3 separate regions of the Homo sapiens genome follow, and all the other regions are linked to region 3. The links are chromatin loops, found by intact Hi-C in ENCODE. Cell type or tissue: endothelial cell of umbilical vein. All regions are shown on one strand. Links, peaks and the distances in the headings refer to the core of each region. The heading gives the core; the rest is flanking DNA. Region 1 holds the start of FUT4 (fucosyltransferase 4). Region 2 overlaps C11orf97 (chromosome 11 open reading frame 97). Region 3 has its middle 77 kb from the start of CWC15.

Region 1 (7,562 bases), core at 1-5,000, 350 kb after region 3:
ACCCCCTCCTTCACCCCTAAACAATGATGCCCATCAGCAGCAAAGGGAGCCCAATTGCTAGCTGTGCAAAAAATATGGAAACCGGGCCCCCATCTCTGTGCTGAGTAATATTAATTGGTAAATCGTTTTTTTCCCATAGAGCAAAAATGGGTGTTTGAAGAACTTACTCCCATGATGCGGCAGTCAAGGAGATGCACAGTAGAGGATCAAAAAGCTGACAACTTGGCCTCCCCTGGGTCGCTTCCAGGGGAGCGCGGCTTCACCGCTCGAACCAGCTGGCCAAGTTCCGTATGCTCTTGGGCCGGTCCCCAGCCCTCTGTACAGCCTGGCACACCCGGCACCAAGGCTCGTCCCAGAAGGAGGTGATGTGGACAGCGTAGCTCCGGCGCCAGTGGAAGTAGCGGCGATAGACCGCGGGGTTGCGGTCGAGGAAAAGCAGGTACGAGGCCAGGGAGGAGGCACTTGGGAAGTCGTCCACGTGGATGAAGGCGCCGCGGGGCACAAAGCGCTCGTAGTTGGCACGGTCTGGGCCCAGCACCACCGGCACCGCCCCAGCGAGCAACGCGTTGCGCCAGAGCTTCTCGGTGATATAATCCAGGTGCTGCGAGTTCTCGAAAGCCAGGTAGAACTTGTAGCGGGCCACTGTGTGCAGGAGCCCAATTTCGGGCACCGGCTGCCCCGGCCCGCCCCGGCCGAACACGTCCACGGTCACATGTTGGCTCAGTTGGTGGTAGTAGCGGACCCGGGCCTGGCGCTCGTCCCAGTGGCTCACCACCCATGCCACCAGCCCCTGTTTCCTGGACAGTGGCGGGGCCAGGCCTGAGGGCGGGTCGCCGGGGTGGCTTCTGGGGTAGAGGTAGCCATAAGGCACAAAGACGTCCGAGTCCGCCCGGTAGGAGAGCGTCCAGTTGAAGAGGTTACTTGCCAGGCTTCGCAGCCCCGGGGAGTGCGAGGGCGACTCGAAGTTCATCCAAACCCAGCGCTGGCCCGGGGGCCTGGGGCTGGAGGTCGCCAGGGCTTCTGCCGCCGCCGCTGCCTCCTCGTAGTCCAACACGCGCAGATCCACCTCCTCGGCAGTGTGCGCCTGGATGCCCCAGGGCGGGGGCCAGTCGGGGGGCCCCTTCACGAGGTCGCGGTGGTGGAAAAGCACGGCCTGAGCCTCTCCGTAGGACGCGCGGTCGGTGAGCAGGCGGCAGCCGCTGATGTTGAAGCGCAGCCGGCAGTCAGGGGGCGGCCTCGGGGCGCTATCGCGCCCCCCGAAGGGCTCCCACCACAGCAGCACGCCCACCGGTCGCGACGGGGTTGGCGACGCCCAGGGCAGCGGCGGCAGCTGCCCCCAGCAAGCGTAGGTGATCAGCGCCGTACACGTCAAGCCGGCGGCCGCCAGCACACAGACGGTCCATGGCAGCCCCCGGCCTCGGCGCCACCCGCGCCGCCCGCCCGCCGCCGCCGTCGGCGAGCCCCACGGTGCCCCCATGGCGCGAACAGGCAGCGCTGCCTCCGCTCGCCACGCGTCCGCAGGCGTGGAGGAGCGGCACCGGCTCTCATGCTGTAGCTGCGGCTCCAGCCGTCGCTGCCGCTCGCCGCTGGCCCGGGAATGGAAGGGGGCGGTCCCAGAATGCAAAGGCCGCGGGCCCTGCCCTGCTCCTCCCAAGTGCCGGGCGGGGCGAGCCGCCAGGGCAAGGTGAGCTGGCCAGGACGCCCAACCGGGCACCGCCCGTCCCTTTCTTCCACTGCGCCCGGGGCCCAGCCGGCCCGACCAGGCCCCGGGAGCCTCCTGCGGCGCCTCCGCCCACTCCTTCTCCCAGCCCGCGCCCGAGGGCTTCCGGGCCGCGCCCCACAAGCGCCTCATCCGCTACTCTTGATTCTCTCTCAACTGATCCGGTTTCCCTCTGCGCGCGCCCACCGCCCTGGCCCTCGCTCACTGTGGCCCGAACCCTCGCCTTCCAGAGGGAAGGCCCGGTTCATCCCTGGGAAGGTACAGGAGGCTCGAGACCTTCTAAAGCAGCTGCCGCGCAGGAGCAGGCCCTAGAACAGACGGAAGGCGGACCCGGCGCCGCGGAACGGAGGATAGCGTCGGCTTCCTGCCGTTGGGCCTAGCCACCCGCCAGCGACGCCCGCCGGAGGGAGGGATTGAGGGAGGGAGGGAGTCCAGAGGCCGGGGGAACGTGCGAGCAGAGGCGCGGCCACCGCATCCGTGGCCAGGATCTCGTGGCCCGCCGAGACGGTCGAATTGTGGAGGCAGCCCGCAGCGGCGTGGCCTTCAGAGTCTCTGCATTTGGTGAAGAACTTAAGTTTTCAATGTGAGTGCTCATAAGAACATTTCCTTTGCCTGCCAGCCCAGTAAAGGATAGAGAACAAAATGTTTTCTTAGCAATCAAAACATGTTCTTTCCTTTGGTCCCCTACCAAATAAGTCTGACTTGCCGGCTCATAGTAGTATTGCTTGTACCAAGACGCACAGGACTCATAAACCAAAGATGAAGATGTGACCCCCCCAAGGCCCTTGTCGTCAAGGAATTTATTGCCTGTTCAGTGAGATGAATGAATGAATATCACTATTAATTTTACCAAGCACTTAAAAAACATTTTCTGCACCCATGAAAGTTATGCAAAATAGTTTGGATGATAAAATGATGACGAAGATAAATATTCTAGCACCCAAGTTAAGGGTGTAAAGACAGTATCGCACTGGCCTCTTCTACCTTATTAGGCGACACTGGAGACATCTACGTCTACAGTCACTTGAGAAATTTTTTACCTACGGGTTGAATTTGAATTTCTGGGTGTTCGCTTTGGTTTATGATATTCAACTTTTATTCAGGGGATTTCCAAATAGATCAGGGGCGGGGCTGCTGACCTAAGGAGAGGAGAAAGTTTTGAGAGAAGTTTTAGTAGATCACAGCTGTGCATCAGTGGAGTCCCACTGATACTAGGGGAGAAATAGACAGTGCTGGGAATGGGGCAATCCTGCCAGGTGTTTTTGATGTTATGCCTACAGAAAATAAATTTGCGTTAGCCATATGAATTTAAGAATGTTTTCATTAAAAATCAAGTATAGGCCAGGCGCGGTGGCTCACGCCTATACTCCCAGCACTTTGGGAGGCCGAGGCGGGCGGATCCCGAGGTCAGGAGATCGAGACCATCCTGGCTAACACGGTGAAACTCTGTCTCCACTAAAAATAAAAAAAAATTAGCCAGGCTTGGTGGCGGGCGCCTGTAGTCCCAGCTACTCGGGAAGCTGAGGCAGGAGAATGGCGTCAACCCAGGAGGCGGAGCTTGCAGTGAGCCCAGATCGCGCCACTGCACTCCAGCCTGGGCGACAAAGCGAGACTCCGTCTCGGAAAAAAAAAAAAAAAAATCAAGCATTGTGTGTAAAAGCTTCTATAAAAGTGGCTTCCGGGTGGCGCTCTCTGCAGGGCCACAGCCTCAGTTTGGAGACTAGATGGAGGATGTTAGGTGTTCTGGCTAGGCCCATCAACCTAGTAACATTTCCTCCTGCACAGTAAAACCTTTCATAATGCTTCTGGGGTTTTTTGTTTGTTTGAAAAACAGAAATTAGAAATCAAATATTTTATTTGAAATTAGACATTTCAGTGACTTTTTTCCACTCTTACTTTTAATTAAAAGAAAAAGCTATAAATGCACAAATTACTTGTTTAAACGAAATAAAGGAAAAAGTGTATTGGCTTCTCTTTTTATGCAATTCAAGAATCCAGCCATTTATTCACATTCTTCTCCCTCTTCAGTTAAATAAGACATCACAGATAGAGCCTAACATTGTGTCTGGCACGTGGCCGGTAGGCATTTGGGAAATATTACCCTGCTTGATTGCTTCCTTCCACCACTCCCGATTTTCTCTTAAGCCTCCGAATGTTCCAATTAAGCCATCTTTTTACCTGAAGAATGCCCGAGGTCTCATGCATATCAATTTTCTTTGTGCCCTCTTACCTCGGTAGGGTTGAGACCACAAACTGCCCCTACTATACCCTTATTTGATGTGGGAGGAGGGGATACTAGGTAGTAAGGTGTGTCTGGATGAATGGAAACCAGTCGTGACTTCGCAAATTGCTGGTTGAAGGTCATACGTGATCATTGTGCATCTCATACATGCACAAACATTCACAGGGGACTGGATTGTTCTTATTTTAAAAGAGCCATTGGTAGGGTAGAGGAGAAGGAAAGGGAGGAAAGGAGTTATGGGAAATTAATAAATTTACTCACTTGTTCATTTAACAAATTGGGAAACAAATGCAAAACACGGTTTCTACCTTCAAAAATCTACGAGAGAAACAGATAGTGGGGAGGGAAGGGATCATGGAAGGCTTTGAGGAGGTGGCTCCTGGAATAATTAGGAATCATTACAATGCAGAGGAAGAGGGCTGAGGTGTTAGTTGCCACAGAGGGAGCAGCACTGCAGAGGCCAGGGAGGGAAGACTGGGGCAGTAGGCGAGGAATTACTAGGGTATAGTTTGGCGAAGGAGATGGTGTTTATCCTGCAGGCTGTCGAGAAAGTCCTTGGAAGGCTTTAACAAAGGAAGGAAGCGATATTCATTTTTAAAATGAATTCTTATTTTTATTACGTATAAGGAGGGTGAGTATATGGATGGGGACACGGGGGGGCTGCGGAATGCTGACTGTTAATGTAGGCTCTGGTTAATGGGTGTGTTTGGTTATGGAAGTTCATCAAACTGTATGCTTACATATGTACTTTTATGGGTGGACATTATACTTTAGAAAAAAGTTTCTAAGAAAAAATCATTCTGTCATTAGTAAAGAGTGAGTTGGGTAAAAATAGGGTAAGAGTAGGGGTGTGGTGGTGTGCAGTTGGAAAGTTATTGCTGTAATTCAGATGTGAAATAAAGAGGGCCTGAACTGAGACAGTAGCTGTGAGGATGAGGAAGAAAATTAAAGGAGGATAGATTCAGAGAGATTTAGGAGGCTGGTTTCTTTCTCTGGGAAGCCTTTCTGGATACCCACAAACATATATCCAGGGTAGTTTACATGGCCCTCCTGTGCACTCTCACACATGCTGCACCTTTCAGAACATCATGGGACATCCAGAGATCATGACTGTTTCATTCATAATTCCATCCTGAACACCCACCACGGAACCAGGTTTCTAGTAGTGAATATTTGTTGAATGAATGTATGCCCTTAATGTATCACCGAAATTATCTGTTGGTATCTCTTTCCCCACTACAAAATGAGAAGACATCCGGAGATCTTGGCTATGTGAATGACTTGCTATGACCTTGAAATGTCCCTTAAGCTTTCAGTGGAAAATATTGTACATGTATTAAGCATAGTCCTGGCAACAGGCATCAGAAATGATATCAAATTAGACTGCTGTCATTGGCCAAACCTGGGATGAGTGCTCATTCTTGAAGCAATCACTGTGGTCAGGGAATGGGTACTCTCTTTAGACCCTCCTCTGGAGCTAGAATCAGTCCCATCTGAATAACAGATGTGGAATAATCTGTTATTCTTGAATAACAGTGCGGGGAGAGAAGTTACCCAAAAGAAAAAATGAGGTGGTGTTACCTGAAAAAGAGGGAAAGGATGCTAGGTGGGCAAAAACATGTCTGCTACCCATGTGGAAGGAGATATTACTATTCTTACAATGAAGAGGCTGGACTAAATGAACTCTGAATCATCTTAGATTTCGAACATGGAAGAATAGTCCATGATTCTTTTACATTTGGTAACAAATGATTCTTTGTGCATTTAAAGGCCTCTCAGTTTCCACAAAATATTGCACAGAAAGAACTAGCTTTCAGTTGCCAGCATGAAGATGAGATGGGCATGGAGAAGGGTCTTTGGACCCTGAGGGTTGCAAAAGTAGTGTAGAAGAGAGCTCCATAATTCAAGACTTAATTTATGACACTGAATGAGCAATGAACTCACAACATGCCAAAAGTGACCTATTCGGTTCCAAAATTTTATATTGGACAGAATTCTTTGGGAGCAAGAACCAGGCCAACTGTGGTTCCTAAAATTCGAACTCATTCCTTATTCTTTCTCAAGGATATAGTTCATTTGATAATAAGACCATCCTAGTTCATTTTAAAGGCTCTCCCAGTGTTACTCACCAGAGACAGATTTGATATTTCCTATGGAAGCCCCAGAATAGGTTCTGACTGCCTAGCTTTCTAGGCGGAGCCAAGCTCTGTCAGCATAAACTCCCTGAGATTCAGGCTACCCTCAAATGGGTTGTTACCCTTGGTTGGCTCTGAGATTTCTGTGTCTGAACATTGGCCTGCTAAGTATGTTTTAATTTTTTTTCCTTGAAGAGAGAAAAAGGCAGTTGAGTCCCTTCCTACATTGTGTACTTACCAGGAAATGCTGAGGGCGTCAGTGAGCAGGTGTGGTTGGAATGGCTAATCTGTGTGCAAATAGGTGGAGGCAGTTTCCTTTGTCAGGAACAATTTTTTAACCTTGCATAGTTGGACAGATAAGTATGGAATGGACTGTTGGTTAAAAAATCAAAAATTGTGTACAATCAATGACACCCACAATCTATTGTTCATTGCCCTGCAAAATCTTTTACAGAAAAATAAAACTGCTGGAGCGGTGGCTCACACCTGTAATCTCAGCACTTTGAGAGGCCGAGGTGGGCAGATCACATAAGGTCAGGAGTTCGAAACCAGCGTGGCCAACATGGTGAAAACCTATGTCTTCTAAAAATACAAAAAAAAAAAAAATTAGCTGGGCGTAGTATCGCATGCCTGCAGTTCCAGCTACTCGGGAGGCTGAAGCATGAAAATCACTAAAACCTGGGAGGCGGAGGTTGCAGTGAGCCGAAATCATGTCACTGCACTTAAGCCTGACTTTGTCAAAAAAAAAAAAAAAGAAAGAAAAATAAACCTAACATAAATTTGTAAGTGCTTTTCTTTTTATCTAAGTGTGAAAATGTACTGGCCCTAAAAGAAATTGTTATAGATAGTCAATATGGGAATTTATTATATTTACTTTAGTGTTATACTTTTTATGCACTCAAGTTCTTCCTGTACACTTACTTGACAGAATAGGAAATGCAAGAATTGTGGATGCTCAGAAAAATGGACATAGTGAAGTTTTGGTTAAAATCGGAAATGCAGTCGTCCTTCCATATCCATTTGCACAGAAAGAACTAGCTTTCAGTTGCAAGCATGAAGATGAGATCAGGCATGGGGAAGGGTCTTTAGACACTGAGGGTTGCAAAAGTAGTGTAGAAGAACCCGCATGGATATGAAAATCTATAGATGCTCAAGTCCCTTATATAAAATGGTATAGTATTTGTATATAACCTGCACAATCATCCAGTGTACTTTAAATAATCTCTAGATTACTTTATAATATCTAATACAATGTAAATGCTATGTAAATAATTGTTATACTCTATTGTTTAAGGAATAATGACCAAAAAAAAAAAAAGGTGTGTACACGTTCAGTACAGACAGAACCATCCTTTTTTTTTCCGAGTGTTTTCAATCCGAGTTTGGTTGAAGCCAAGGATACGAAACACACAGATATGGAGGCTGACTGTATTTTCATGATATTTTAAATATTTCAAGGGTTTAC
Region 2 (8,021 bases), core at 1,754-6,753, 370 kb after region 3:
CTGAGGCAGCTGCTTCTTTTAAGAGAAACTTTACTCCCTCAGCTCAGGGCATGTGCATTCCAGAAGGAGGAAGGCAGACAAAGCGGGCACGGAGCCAGAAAGACTTCAAGTGTCGACTCCTCTCAACTGAAAAAGAAAAGGGCAGCAGGCACAAGGGGAGAAGCTAGAAGAAAAGAATCAAATCTGTTCTTGAGGCTCAGAATCTTCTAGAGATTCCTCTTCTCTCTTCCCTTCTCATGCCTCCAACACCTTCTACTCAGAAACCTTTATACGTGTATTTTTATACTGAATTTTAAAATGACTAAACCATGCCTTTATGCCCAAAATTTTAGCCAGTAGGACCTGGCCTGGTCTTATAGGGAAGGTAAGCTCACACCTTAAAAATATTTTAGTTCCTTTCAGCTCTCTTTGGATTGTAAATAATGAACATTGGAGCTTGAAAATCCAGTTTAGAGCCATATCGTCTGTACTTCTCTTGTGCAAGCAAGGTCAGAGTTTGACTACAGAAAGAAAAATATAAGTAATTTTAATTTATGTCTGGTGACTCCTAGGCTCTATAATTGTCTTGGCAAGCCTTTGGTGTCTAGTAAATTCCTCCTATATTTTGGGTGCAGAAGACATTTTAATTGAATGAAATAATGAATAACTGGTGTCTAGTAAATTCCTCCTATATTGTAGGTACAAAAAACATTTTAATTGAATGAAATAATGAAATATATCCACATTTGCTTGGCAACATTTTGCACTTTCTAAGCTTGTACTTAAGTAGTAAATAAACTGGATTCAAAATTAAGTTTACATGTATTAACGCACATGTAGACACTCATTAATGTATCTGGCAATACATTTCTGAAATTCTTTGGAAAAGGAAGTGTTGTGTAAGGGGAAGATTAATAAGTTCAGTAATCAAATTTTTCATGACTACTATAACCTCTGTAGGTTTTAGCCAGAAAAATACAAAAGACCTTGCAACTTGAAAACATTAAATTAATACATCACTTTATTTCTGCAAAGTCCTTTATAGAATAGAAATGCAGAAATAGTTTTAAAATAAACAATACAATAAATGCACTATTTCCATAATGAATGTCTCATAAGCCTACATTTTTCTTTTCTTTCTTTTTTTTTTTTTTCTTTTTTTCTTGAGATGGAGTCTTGCTCCATCATCCAAGCTGAAGTGCAGTGGTGAGATCTCGGCCCACTGCAACATTCGCCTCCTGGGTTCAAGCAATTCTCCTGCCTCAGCCTCAAGAGTAGCTGGGACTATAGGTGCACACTACCATGCCTGGCTAATTTTTGTATTTTTAATAGAGACGAGGTTTCACCATGTTGCCTGGGCTGGTTTTGAACTCCTGACCTCATGTGATCGGCCTGCCTTGTCCTCCCAAAGTGTTGGGATTACAGGCATGAGCTACTGAGCTCAGCCAATTCTACATTTTTCTTTTTGAAAAGTTGTAAAGAAAGGAAAATCTTCAGGAAATCACTGAGAATACATGAATGATGGACATTAGCTAAATTCTTCCTTATCCAGAAAGTTCTATAAGTTGCCCAAATTCCATTCTATCTGATTAAAAGATCTGATGAGAAAACTACACTCCCTTTTTTTTTTTTTTTTTCAGGATGAGGTTAACCTTTTCAAGTAGACACAGGTTCTTTGCCCTTATCTGATAGGAATGCAGAAAGCCTCTGAAACCTGTTTTTACCTCAAATTTGAACCTGGAGGCTAAACTGAAACTGAACCTACAGAAAACTAGTAACATTTCTTTTTTTTAACTGAATAGAACACTACTTGCTACTAAATCAATTTCAAATCTCTGTTCCTCTCCGAAGGCATAATCTTATGTTTTAAAGAGAGATAGAAGAACCCAATGGCTAATAGCAACAACATCAGCTTCTGACAAACCTGCATCCAAGTATCAGTGTGACATTGGACAAGTCACTGCATCCCCCTGAGCCTCAGCTTCAAGTTCTTCAAAATGTGAATTAAAAGAGCATATATCTCACTGGGTTATTGCAAGAATTAAAAGAGATTATTTGCAAAAAATTTATCACGTGCAGAAGAAACTCTGCAAATGATAACCATTATTACTATTATTATCACCATAATTCCCAACATCAACATCATCATATAAAAAGACATCCCTACCTCTCAACCCAGCATCCAGTGCTTCTAACTCAGCCCATGTATCAACACATCAGGAGCCTACAAGGAATCAAAAGTCCACAGAAGGGAGGACAAGAGGCCTGTTAGCCCATTATTTCTATTGTCACTGATGGCATTCCCTAGACCCAAGTATAGAGTGCAAAGTAACAACCACGTGAGACACCTTGTCCATTTCAGTGTCTTCACAGCCCTTATTAACTATAGTCACAATATGACCACAAGAACAAGTAGCACAGTTCATTCAGATAAGAGCCCCAGTCTGAACAACTATTTCTCCTGTGTCCCGCTAGCTATGCAACCAACGGTATCCCAAAAGAAATATAATGTTCATTCTATTCAACATCCATAAAACTCAATTTCTGAATCTTTTGATTTTTTACCAATTTCATTCAGCCAAAGGAGAAGAGAAAAAGCACAGAAATGACCCCACAGCTTCAGGGTACTTCCATAATTGTCACTGTCAACTCATTCAAAAATAAAACGTGCTATAATTTAAGTTGTTTACTTCCAGGACAGATCGCCCTCTTAATAGACTCTTCAATAAGTTCAATAAATAGCCCAGTATTGCAGTATTTTATCTATGGTTAAGGAAAATCCAATCTGGACTCTTACTGAAATCTCACCTTCAACAATCAATTACTTTGTTGTCAGAGTATGTGGAGTTGATTGTCTTAAAATTCAAACAAACCCAGCTAATTCATACATAGCTACAAATATGCTTAGATCCATGCATATATGTTGGGGTCCCTAGAATTTAGACAGGCTTGGGAATATCTACAAAACAGTATGTAGCGTTTATCCAAAGTCACAAATTCAAATATACATAGGAAGAGGCCAGGCAGGTAATATGAGTAAAGCTGGCTAGGGGTAAGAAATAATTGGTTCTCCCAGTCTTTCTCTTTTTTACTACTTTTGATGGAGGCATCATACAAGAGAAACAATTTTTTGTATTTCACGATGAGAAGAAAAAACCTGCAGCGGGCACGTGAACATACATAGCTTGTGATGTTTCCCACTGGAGTGGGGAACTTGGTGTAGGATGCTGAACAGTGGAGTGGGCAGGTCAGCACGGGGCATTGTAACCCAACCCCAGCCACTGTTGTTAATACAAATGGTGCCTTGATGGTGTCAAATCAACCTTTATCCTCCGTGCTCCATCCCTGCTCAAGAAAACCTAGACATCTAGATTTGTATATAAAATTTCTAATTTTAAAATATTGACAACTGGTTCAGATATTTAAAAAATATACTGCGGGGCAAATAAATATGTCTGCAAGGTGAACCTGGCATATGGGTCAACATTTTGGGATCTTGAGCCAAACTAAGGTACCCCTCACAGTCTAATTCGATGTGGAACATGGTGGTCTGGTGTGGAGATAGAGGATGGCTCTCTGGATTTGCATTTGGACCATAGGCTATGCCATTCATTGAGATGGGTGGTATAGGGGAAGCAGCAAGTCGGGGAGAGGTGTCAATTGTTTTGTTTGTTTGTTTGTTTGTTTTGAGACGGAGTCTCACTCTGTTGCCCAGGCCGGAGTGCAATGGCGGATCTCGGCTCACTGCAAGCTCCACCTCCCGGGTTCACGCCATTCTCCTGCCTCAGTCTCCCGAGTAGCTGGCACTACAGGCACCCGCCACCACGCCCGGCTAATTTTTTTTGTATGTTTAGTAGAGACGAGGTTTCACCATGTTAGCCAGGATGGTCTCGATCTCCTGACCTCGTGATACGCCCGTCTCAGCCTCCTAAAGTGCTGGGATTACAGGCGTGAGCCACCATGCCCAGCCCAGAGGTGTGAGTTTTGTTTTGGACATGTTGGGCCTGAGTTATCTTATGACTTATGGGACATCCAGGAAAAGAAGTTTAGCCTGCAGAGACACATTTCAGAGGCATCCTAGAGAGGCCGTAGTGAAAAGTATGAGAAAATCCCAGGAAAGCTAATGGAACAAGATTACAAGACTGTGGGAAACACTCCGATAAACATCAAGATTCGGAGAATGTAGTGAATAAAAAGAGTGCTTAACAGAGGATGAGAAAGAAGTAGAGCGAGAACCAGGACAGTTAAGTATCATGGAATTTGAGAAAGGAACAAGGTTGAAGGAGAGAGCCATCGACTATGTGAAATGTTGCAGAAAGCTCAAGCCACCTAGAGGCAGAACAGTATCCACTGCATTTAGCCATAACGTGTCACCAGAGACACCATAGTGAGTAGAAAGCCAATGGGATTGGGGGTCAGATCTGAATTTGGATCTGGTTCTGCTACTTAATGCATAACCTTGGGCAAGTTAAACACCTCTCAGAATCTTAGTTTACTCATCCTAAGATGGGGATCAGAATATCAATATCATACAGCTTTGTGAGGATTTGGGGTAAGCAAAATTAAGCCCCTATCCTCAGATAGCTTGTGTTCTAGTGGGAGAGATAGCCAATAAAGAAGTATGTAAAGAAATATGGATCCTCCTCGACTTACGACGGAGTTACATCCTGAAAAACCTATCATAAGTTGAAAAAAAATTGTAAGTAGTAAATGCATTTCATACACCTAACCTGCCAAACATCATAGCTTCGCCTAGCCTACCTTAAATGTGCTCAGAACACTTACATTAGAATGGCTAACTAGAAGCTGCGGCTCATGGCCACTGCCCAGCATTGCAAAGGAGAATCATAAGGCAGATCGCTAGCCCAGGAAAAGAGCAGCATTCAAAATTTGAAGTAGGGTTCCTACTGACATGTATCACTTTCACACCATCACATTGAAAAATCATAAGTTGAACCACAATAAGTTGGGGACTGTCTGCATAAAATTTCAGGTAGCAATAGAAAACAGGAGAAAGAAGAAAGCAGTATAGGGATTAGAAGGTGACCTGGAGGACAATTTCTGTTTTGACCTGGTGGAGTGGAAAGGCCTCTCTGAGAAGATGGCATATGCAGTTGAAGCCTGAATGAAGAGAGAGGAAGATATCTGAATGTCTGGGTGACCTTTAAATGTCCTGAGGGGTGAAAATGGATTTGGCACATTCCAGAATGTCAAGAAAGCCTGTGTGGTTAAAGTGGAGTGGAAAAGTATAGGAGATGAGATCAGAGAGGTGAGCTGGCCATAGGAGCATGAAATCTAGTCTCAGAATAATAAAAAGCCATCAGACAACTTTAAGCATGGAGGTGACATGTAACGATTTATGTTTGTAAAAGATCCCTCCGGTTTCAGTGCAGAGAATTAACAGTAGCAGGGGCAGTAGCAGAGGCTGTTATAGGATGCTATTGCCAGGCCTGCAAAAGGTGGCAGGGGCTTGGCAACGGTGCTGGTGGGGGATTTAGGATATACACTGAATTCAAAAGGATTGGCTGATAGACTGGATACGGAGTTTGAGGACTTGACTTCTAGGTGTTTGGTGGTACCATCTCATGATATGGGAAAGACCTATGGGTTTTTTAAAAGCCTGGGAATAGAGAATAAGATTTTGGTTCTGGACATCTTAAGGTTGAGAGGCCTATTGGACATCCAAGTGGAGAATCAAGTAGGTTTTGGGATTTAAGGGGAAAAGTATAGGGTAGAAATAAAAAATGCTGGAGTCATTAGCCCAATAGGGCTAGATATCCCACGGTGTGAGGGTAGGTAGAGAAAAGAGCCCATGACTGAGACCTCTAAATTATACAGGCTAGGTGGAGGGAGAGCCAGCAAAGAAGATGGAGAAAGAATAGCTAAAGAGGTAGGAGCAAAACCAGGAAATTGGAGCATTGTGACCTACAGGCCAAGCTAAGAAAGTGTTTTTAGAGAGAAGGAGGAAACAACTACATCAGATGTTACAGAGAGGTTGAGTATGTTGGAGGGATCATTGGATTTGACCTTCAAAAAGAAGGCTATTTGCAATCTTGGAAAGAACAGTTTCCCTGGACTCATGGGAACAAATGCCTAATTAGAATAGGTGAAGTAGCAAAGGAGAAGTAAAGGGGAGGAGAAAATGGTTAACATGTACTTATCTTTAAAAATAGCAGCTATAGGAACCACACAATTCTCTAAAAGTTTTATGCAGAATTCTGCACGTATGTGACAAACTGTGTCTTCCAGGAAAAGAAGCCATGGCTGTCATCAGATATATAAAGGAGGGGTCACTGCAAACCGAATTAGAAGCAAATGTCCAATGGCTGGCCTCTAGGCTCTGAGGCTGGGCTGGAAGAGTGTGGCACCCTCTCTAGATGCTAATTCTCTGTTCTGGCCAATGGTATGTGGCTTCTAGCCATGATATATATTTTAAAAACAGCGGGATTTCCCATAAGTAGATCATTTTAAAACCCAAATTTATAGAATCTATTCTCCGCATTGAAAGATTTTTCTAGGCTAAAATAGTACCTCTGTGCGACCTCTAGTGGATGTTATTTTAAAAAGCAGCCCAGACAGTCTTCATTTTATATAAAGGATATTTGAAAAGATTGCTTAGGAAAATGAATTTTTATAAACCAAAAGATACATCCTATTCACTCAGACTGTCTCACAATCTAGTGTATCCAATAAGAATAATACAACATACAGCTAGTGTATAAACTAGCTTTTATGTAGATTTTTAAAACAATGAAGATAAATCCAGAATATAACAGTATAGACTTAGAAAAAAATGTTAAACACCAGGAAAATAGTACATGTAGGCGGGGCTTCCCAGCTGAAATGCAGTAGGTCATTCTGCATCCATTCATTAAGTTCAAAATAGACTTTAAAACTTTCCTTGAAGATATTATGGGAGCAAATTTCACCATTTTATTGGTCTCTCCTTTTATAAGAATGGGTCATACGAGAAGACCCAAAGGAGTTTCTATGTCTGCTTTAGAAATGTAAAGTGGGGCCGGGCGTGGTGGCTCATGCCTGTAATGCCAGCACATTGGGAGGCCGAGGTGGGCAGATCACGAGGTCAGGAGTTCAAGACCAACCTGACCAACATGGTGAAACCCCATCTCTACTAAAAATACAAAAATTAGCTGGGCCGTGGTGGTGTGTGCCTGTAATCCCAGCTACTCAGGAGGCTGAGGCAGAAGAATCGCTTGAACCCAGGAGGCAGAGGTTGCAGTGAGCAGAGATCGTGTCACTGCACTCCAGCCTGGGTGACAGAGTGAGACTCCATCCAAAAAAAAAAAAAATGTAAAGTGGGCACAACATACATCATGTAATCTGAAATGATGGACTTCTGGGCCTGCAGCCTCTCTCTTAGGAATCCTTAGTGAATTTGGACCTCACTTGCAGGTTGACCAACAATTCTCCACAAATGAAGGAGTCTATGTAATAGTTTTGTTATTTCTTCTAGCAACTGCTGATACCCAAGAGTGTCACAATAAAAATCTGATGATTTGAGAGCATGAAATATGCATCTAGTAATCGTTGAGAAGGAACCATGAAAATGAAGGACGCCAGCAGTTTCAAACTAACATCTGGGATTCTGGGGCTCCTAGAGCATCTCTTTCACACATGAACCATCAATAAGAGCTATCAATGCTCAGATCCTCTACGGGATGAAATCCTTGGATGATCTGACCATGTAAATGACTTAGGTTCTGCTGAGTCAGTGATTTGCAAAGTCGGGTACTGGACCAGCAGCATCAATATCACCTGGGAAATTTGTAAAAATCCAAATTCTTGGGCTCCACTGCAGACATACTGTGCCAAATATGCTAGGGGTAGGGCTCAGCAATCTGCTTTTAACAAGCTCCCAGGTAATTCTGATAAAAATCTAAAGTTTGGAAACCACTGTTACTTGTCATACCTATATTGATAAAGATTGAAGTTATTATTGTGTTTTTCAGGCACTTGGAAAAAATGGTACATGTCATTAAATAGAAATAACTCCACCAAGAAAGTGGGACAGCAAAGTACAT
Region 3 (8,021 bases), core at 1,621-6,620:
GGTGAAAATGCTGTGAAATTGTTGAAATGCCAACCAAATATTTAGAATATTATATAAACTTAGTTGATAAAGCAGTGGCAGGATATGAGAGGGTTGACTTTGATTTTGAAAGAAGTTCTACTGTGGGTAAAATGCTGTCAAACAGCGTGACATGCTACAGAGAAATCTTTCATGAAATGAAGTCAATCAATGCAGCAAACCTCATTGTTGTCTTATTTTAAGAAAATGCCACAGACACTCCAATCTTGAGCAACTACCACCCTGATCAGTCACCAGCCATCAACATCAAGGCAAGACCCTCAACCAACAAAAAAAATACAGCTTGCTGCATGCTCAGTTAATTAACATTTTCTAGCAAAGTATTTCTAATTAAGGCATGTACGTTGTGTTTTTAGACATGTTATTACACACTTAGTAGGTTAGAGTGCAAACATAACTTTTATATGCATTGAGAAAACAAAAAATTTGTGTGACTTGATTTATGGCAGTATTTGCTTTATTGTGGTGGTCTGGAACCAAACCCACAATATCTCCTTGTATTGCCATCTTAACAATTTTAAGTCTTTGGATCCATAAACACAGTACATTTTCCTATTTATTTAGGCCTTATTTAATTTCTTTCAACAATGTTTTGTAGTTTTCAGTATAAAAATCTTACAATTATTTTGTTATATTTATTCCTAAGTAGTTTATTCTTCTTGATGCTATTGTATATAGAATCATATTCTTAATTTCATTTTCAGCTTATTTATTGCTGGTATATAGAAATACTATCAATCTTTGTATATTTATCTTCTATCCTGCACCTAGCTAAACTCATTTGTTAATTTTAATATTTGTTTTTGTGATGGTGGATTACTTAGAATATTCTATATACATGATCGTGTCATTTGTGAACAAAAATAATTTTACTTCCTTTCCAATCTGGATGTCTTTTATTTCTCATTCTTGCCTGATTGCCCTGGCTAGAATACAATATTGAAGAGATGTGGCAAGATCTATCATTCTTGTCTTGTCCATAATCTTAGGGAAAAAGCATTTATTCTTTCATCATAAGTACAATGTTAGCTGTGGACTTTTTTTTTTTTCGTAGTTCTTACAGGTTGAGGAAGTTTCCCTTCTATTCTGATTTTGTTTAGTGTATTTTTCATGAAAGGGTGCTAGATTTTGTCAAATGCTTTTTCTACATGTATTTAGATGATCATGCTGTTTTTGTCTTTTGTTCTACTGATATGGTTTATTACATTGATTGCTTTTGAATTTTGAACAACCTCGCATTCCTAGAATAAACCTCAGTTAGTCATGGTATATAATCCTTCTTAAAGGTTGCTGAATTTAGTTTCCTAGTATTTTGTTGAGGATTTTTGCCTCCATATTCAAAAGCGATATTGTTCTGCAGTTTTTTTTTTTTCTTGTGATGTCTTGGTCTGGTTTTGGCATCAGGGTAATACTAGCCTCATGGGATGAGTTGGGAAATGTTCCCACCTTATTCATTTTTTGGAAGAGTTTGTGAAGGATTGGTATTAACTCTTTTTTAAATGTTGGGTAGAATTCATCAGAGAAGGCATCAAGTTTTTAGTATATTCACAGAGTTGTGCAAAACTCACTAGAATTTAATTTTAGAGCATTTCTGTCACTCCCCAAAGAAACCCTGTAGTCACTAGCAGTAACACCTCACTTCCCTCAGCCTCAGGCAACCACTACTTTATTTTCTCTCCTTGTAGATTTGCCTATCCTAGACATTTTATATAAGTTAAATCATATAATATGCAGCACTTTATGACCAGTTTCTTTCACTTAGAAGACTGTTTTCAAGGTTCATCAATCCGTGTGTCACTACTTCATTCATTTTAGCTGCTGAATCGTATTCCACTGCATGAATATACCACATTTTGTTTATCGTCTGTTGAGAGACATTTGGGTTGTTCTCACATTTGCCTATGATAAATAATCCTGCTATGAACATTTGTGTAAAAGTTTTTGTATGGATTAGCAATGTTTTGTTTTTAAAATGATATTTGCAGCAGATTTTTATCTAGCACTTTAGTTGTTTTCATCAGCTGAATTGCCAGAAACATAAATCAAATTTTGCTTTTCTCACTGAGCTTGTACTACCTAATTGGAGCAAGGAATGTGGTCAAAGGATGTGGTGGCCTAGCATAAAGAGAATCTCTAGCAGTTTCATACCTGAGGGCTTTATGCAGGGGAATACAGGACCCTAAATAAAGGAACAAAGAAATCCATCCATCCATCCATCCATCCATCCATCCATCCATCCATCCATCCATATACTTCATTCATTCATTAACTAATAGTTTTTGAGCATCTACTGCATATGGGCCAGGCCCTGTGTGAGGGAGGCTGAAAATTCAAATGAATGTAAGACAGACCTGGTCTCTACCTTCTGAGAGCTTACATTTTAACAGAAAACAACCAAACAGGCAAATTTCCACACAGTATGATAGCTACAATGCAAATGGAAGAACAGGGGCCTATGGGAGCAAAGAGGAGGGCTCACCACCCAGTGGGGAGAGGGCCGGAAGTCTTCCCAGAGGCAATGGGAGCTACAGAAGAACTTCAATTGTGTATTGGTGAGGTAGGGGGTTGATGTGGGGGTGAAACTACCCTGCAACATTGAGTTCTTTATCTAGGAACCCTGATGGAGCAATGAATTTCAAAACCCGGGTCCATCTTTTGATAGAACTGCCCAAAATGAGTTTAACACGGTGCTTGGCAGACACAGAACAGGTGCTCTGTGTGTGTGTGTGTTTGTGTGTGTGTGTATACACACATATATACATAATGAATCCACGGTAAACCTAACTGTACACCCACCCCAGTTCATTGTAATCTAGGTGTCTTCCTAGATTTGCAAACCGCTGATAAGAGATTTTTCTTTTTCAAGAGCAGAGATGAATTAGAGAATATAAAGCTTGTTCTTCAAATCAGTTATCTAAACTGCAGGGCTGTCCAGTAGAAATTTCTGTGATGACAGAAACGTTCTAGACTTGTGATCTCTTACATGATAGTCACTAGCCACAAGTAGCTACTGAGTGCTTGAAATGTGGCTAGTGTGACCGAGTCACTCAGTTTTAAATTTTATTTAATTTTAATTAATTTCAATTCAAGCAGTCAGATGTGACTAGTGGCTACCGTGTTGAATAGAACAGCAGAAACACTGTTGCTACTAAAAGTGCATTATGAATGCACTTTTCAAAGAGCTTTACCTCTCTTATCCCTTATTGTCACTTGATCCTCACAACAGTCCTGTGAAAGATGTATACCAGGCACCATTCATCTCATTTTACAGATAAGGAATCTGAGGCCCAGAGAGGTTCCCAGCTAAAGACTGATCTGGGCCTGGAGTCCTGGGATCCTGAACAATTAAGGAGACTGGTGTTCTTGCCCTCCAGCCATCAGAGGATGACTGTAAGGCCCAAATAATGTCTTGTCTCATTGCTATGAGTGTATAAAGGATTGAGCAGATGCCTGGAGCTAGCATTGGAGTAGCAGAATTTCCAAGTCCAGATCCTAGGGAGAATGGTGGTCATTCCCATGATGGGCCACTAGAGGGGGCTTGCTGCTCTAACACGAGGTTATTTCTTTTTAGTTATTACCTTTATAGTTCAGGGTGCCAAGACTTTGCAGCACATCTTTTCAAGGTGGAACAGATGGTTAACTTCTTGGCAATATTTCTATGTCATTTGCAGATGTTGGCTCAAAAATACCTTTCCTTGAGGTCCAAATGTACTGATTAAGTTCAGTTTTTTGGCCTAAAGTTATTTAGAGGCAAATTTCCAAAATATCATTAAGCCTTACCAGCCATTTTCTGAAAGCAGGCTTGAATAGGAGGAAAAAAGAACAAGTGAGTAATGGGAAGAGGAACAGAGTTGTGAAGAGGTAAAATTTATGGAAAAATTAGGTCACTGAAAAAGGAGAAGAGGAAAATGAAGATAAGCCTTATTATTAGTTTAATTCCTCTTTCACTGTAACAAGAAAAACACACAAGAATTTAAAGGCACTCCAATTATCTTACCTGTGGCTGGATAGGGAGGACTGCATGTCCCCCTGGGACAAGGCCACAGTCTCTGATTTTTAATACTTCCATCTTATCCCAAGAGGAGACACTCTCCCCCAGGACTTAAGCAACACTTCTTGCCTATTTTCCTGTTCAAAATTATAAACAAGGTAGACAGGGAGGCAACACTGCTTGCATTCTATCAGAAACTGAGCCTTGGATTGCCCGATGACCTGCCCAAGACCACTGAGCTAGTAAATAGGAGAACCAGATTTACAGCCGGGTCTATGTGACTTAGCCTGACAATGTACAGTTGTGCAGGTTATTCTCTATCTAGTAGCAGGAAGTGACATGTACATAGGTATCTCCATATATATATATATATATATATTCGCTATTTTCCAGCAAATGGCAATCAACTGACTTGAGGGAGGAATACCCATTGTCTAATTTGCAAAAGATACCATTTGAGCTCTCAGTAGCCCTGGTATGGCTGCTGTCACTCCTCTATCCACAAGGAAGCGAAGCTATGACAGGCTGTTCCAAAAGCCCAGGAACTCAGCCTTGAGGGCTGCTCCTGCTCAGTCAGCGTCCTCATGCACATTTGTGCAGACTAATTTCAAGGTCTACTGAGAACCTTCTGACTCCAAGCCAGGCCTTTGGGTACGGAAAGAGGCTAGAGGTCAGAGAAAGATGCCATTGGTGAAGAAGAATTTGAAAAAAAAAAATCTACCAAACAAGAACAAAAAATCCACTCCCTCTTGACCAGGAAGGAGCAGAAGCACAGTAGGGTGACAAAAATACATGGACTCTAGAGCCAGCCAGACAGTGGGTCAAATCCAGGCTCCGTTACTCACTAGCTGGTTGACAGGCAGTGAGTCACCTTATTTCTCTGAGCCTGTTTCCTCATCTGTAAATGATGGGTGGTTGGCTGCATGCTCTTTCAAAGGTTGTTGTGATGATTAAATGAAATAATACATGTAGAGGATCTGACATGGTACCAGGCATGGTCAGGGTTTTTTAAAATTCAGCCACTGTATTGCTATTTGATGTCAGGTCAGCAGTCAGAGATGTCAGCCTGGAGGGCTGGGCTGGGGATAGAGAAGTCGCAGACGTAGAGCCAAGAAACCCTCTGCATTCCTGGTTGTAGCCCAAAGAGACTAGGCAGCTGGGGGAAAACTGGCCATCCACGCATCCCACCCTCAATTATTAACAGGAGGGTTTGGGAAGAAATGATCTGATATGGGTGCTAAGCATCCCTGCAAGTTTCCACTAGATATGCCAAGAACACAAGTCCCTGAGTGCTCTTTACCCAGATCATTTCTCAGAGTTGTGTTTGCAGCCAGCAGTCTTGAGGGATGAGGTAATGTCTTCCTTTGGACAACGAGCAGGCTTGCTTACCACTCATTATAAAAGCAGTAGATTTCTTAAACTCAGTGTCCCTCAGCAATAATGCAAACTCACTGCATGTATAGCATCTACCAGGGGCCCCCTGCATTGCCCTGTATGACTTGGGGGAATGGAAAACTGATGCCAACATGGTACTCATGCTGCTGGCTATGTTATGAATAACAAAGAGACCTAGGAGTATCATGTCTTCCAAAAACATTCATAACACATTAACAAACTTGCTTATTACTTTGGAAGTAGGGTAAAATTCCAGACCCTGATGGGAGACTTTCAGAATCTTCTGGTTCAGAGGAGGGACTACAGGAACTTGTCATTTAAAAACTTTTAATTTTGAAGTTGCATTTGACTATCAAACACATGAGGGGTTGGGTAAAAGAAAAAGAATTTATTGAAATCTATTAAAATACCTGCCCCTCTCCCTAAAAGTCCCCTTTGACATTAACATAGCCTTGGATGGGACTTTATGAGTGCAGGCAGGCAGGGGAGTTGGATCAGGAGTTGTACCCCTGGTCAGGCTACCAGCTCTATCCTACAGGGTGGCTTTGGCTTGAGGGGTGGGGTGCAACAGTATATTAATGATGGAGTATACAGTTTCTCCTACCTCCTGGGAATAGAGGGCTGAGGCTGAGTGGCTCAAATTTTAAGAGATTTCAAAATTAAGTTACTGATCTTTAGTATTATTAAAGAAGAGCTGAAATTGGGGATTTTAAGTCACAAACAACAAGGATCTTCTGTTTCTATTTTATTAACCATGTTGTATGTATACTTTGCTGGTAGCCCCCTCAATTCCTTGTGGAAAAGATAAAAGATAAAAAACAAGCAAGCAAGATCAAGATGGCTGATGGACCACCCAACACTTGCCTTCTCTACAAAGAAGGATCAAACAACAAATAGATAACCACACATTAAATACAGCATCTAAGAATTCAGCAAAGAAGAGATAAAGACACTCTGAGGCATGGAAACTTGAGATGTATAGGATGGGAAGTAAAGCAGCCAGCCAGAACTGGCTTGGAGCTGAGAGCCCCCTGCCCCCTTATTGCAGGAAAAAGGTAGGCAGGAGATCCCCAGCAGTCCACATTCCCACCACAGACACCTGAAATCCTGACTACAGGAGAGCGCCACAGCCCTCACAGGCCCTGAGCCTGATATAGGGAGCTTCCCGGACTCCACATGACTGCATTGCCCCAGAGTGGGAATCTACATCAGGTGCCCCTCACCCTTTGGGACCCAGGCTGCTACAGTATGGTACAATTTTAAGAGCTGAGCCACCACCAAACTTCATCTTGACCTGAGCCCCAATAGCCCCCTGCCTCTCCACACCACTGGGACACCAATGATATCCACCCTATCACTCATCCAAAGAGCTGCAGCATTATGACACTAGCTGGACCCAGTGGTGAATTTGTGTTGCTGGCGTCTAAGCCCATTCAGTGCCCTACCTCCTGGGTAACAGGTGGTCCAGCACATCAGGGAAGCTGCCCACAGGATATAGGAAGGCAAAGCATGGGCTCCTCAGAACCCGAGAGCCACTTGCCTGGAGCTACCACTGCTAGCAGTGATCCTGCCCCCTGCAGTGTCAGGGCTACTATATGCCCACGTGTGCCCCACCCGGGACGAAAGGATAAGCCTGCCCAGGGGCCCCAACCCCAGAAAAATTACCTGATGGCTTCCACAAACACAGACTAAGCCACTGAGGAGCTCGCAGACACCACTGATGTTGGATACAGCCAAAGAAATCATACAAAGACTATACTACTGTGTTCACCCAGAACCAAAACCAAAGTGCCCCAACCAACCAACACTATAGATACATCTATGGGAAAACATCTTTTCCTACAAAAGCTACTCCATCAAATTGGAAGAAGTGACTGTTACACTATATGTGCAGATGTCAACATAAGGACACACAAAAAAATGAAAATTCAAGGAATATGACACCTCCAAAGGAACATAATTCTCCAGTAACAGACCCCAAAGAAAAGAAAATCTATGAAATGCCTGGAAAGGAATTCAAAATAATAATCCTAAGGAAACTTAGTGAGATATGAGAACACAGGTAGATAATACAAAAAAAAAAACATGAAAACAACTCATGATCTGAATGAGAAATCCAATCGAGATGTATATAATTTTTAAAAAACCAAGCAGAATTTTGGAGCTGAAGAATTCAATGAATAAAATGAAAAATACAATGGATAGCTTCAACAATATACCACATCAAGCAGAAAAAAATTTCTGAACTCACAGTTCTTTTGAAATAACCCAATTTGACAAAGAAAAAAGAATAAAGAAGGCCTACATGACATATAGAACACCCTTATGCAACAAATATTCACATTTTGGGAGTTCCAGAGGGAGAAGAGATAGGAAAGTGCATAGAAAACCTATATAATAAAATAATAGCTGAACAGTTCCCAAGTCTTCAGAGAGATACATCTAAATACAAGAAGCTTAAAAGATTCCTAAATAGATTCAACCCAAAAAGGTCCTCCCAGAGGCATATTACACTTAAACTATGAAAAGTCAAAGACAAAGAGGATTCTAATAATAGCAAAAGAAAATAATCAAGTCACATGTAAGAGAATTTCCA

What was found. A loop is a pair of places that touch in the nucleus more often than their neighbours do. Peaks named below come from ENCODE experiments on the same cell type or tissue, not always from the same donor. Only the 100,000 strongest peaks of a DNase experiment are listed, where the experiment ranks them.
Region 1: a loop joins it to region 3, with 2.2 times the contacts of the local background. A loop is called at or near these places in 2 of 110 quality-filtered maps.
Region 2: a loop joins it to region 3, with 13 times the contacts of the local background. A loop is called at or near these places in 28 of 110 quality-filtered maps.

The regions. Positions count from the first base shown.
Region 1 is chr11:94,538,424-94,545,985 of GRCh38, reverse strand. It overlaps FUT4 (fucosyltransferase 4), which reads right to left and starts at 2,065. Exons shown (of 1, transcript NM_002033.4): 1 at 1-2,065. The coding sequence starts at 1,852. The coding sequence ends at 260. PIWIL4-AS1 (PIWIL4 antisense RNA 1) reads left to right here. Exons shown (of 5, transcript NR_135093.1): 5 at 140-654. RefSeq lists an enhancer at 1-488 and a silencer at 1,308-1,877. In endothelial cell of umbilical vein, for the core only: no CTCF peak of the experiment used is centred there; DNase peaks (open chromatin) are centred at 1,605 and 1,995; H3K4me3 peaks cover 1,871 bases; H3K27ac peaks cover 1,396 bases; H3K27me3 peaks cover 240 bases.
Region 2 is chr11:94,518,182-94,526,202 of GRCh38, reverse strand. All of the region lies in intron 2 of C11orf97 (chromosome 11 open reading frame 97), which reads right to left. Among named protein-coding and RNA genes, the nearest start is that of C11orf97, 9.7 kb to the right of the region's middle. In endothelial cell of umbilical vein, for the core only: CTCF peaks have their summits at 4,346 and 6,526 (motif pointing left); no DNase peak of the experiment used is centred there; H3K27me3 peaks cover 279 bases.
Region 3 is chr11:94,893,010-94,901,030 of GRCh38, reverse strand. No RefSeq gene overlaps it. Among named protein-coding and RNA genes, the nearest start is that of CWC15, 77 kb to the left of the region's middle. In endothelial cell of umbilical vein, for the core only: a CTCF peak has its summit at 3,564 (motif pointing right); a DNase peak (open chromatin) is centred at 3,560; H3K27ac peaks cover 1,219 bases.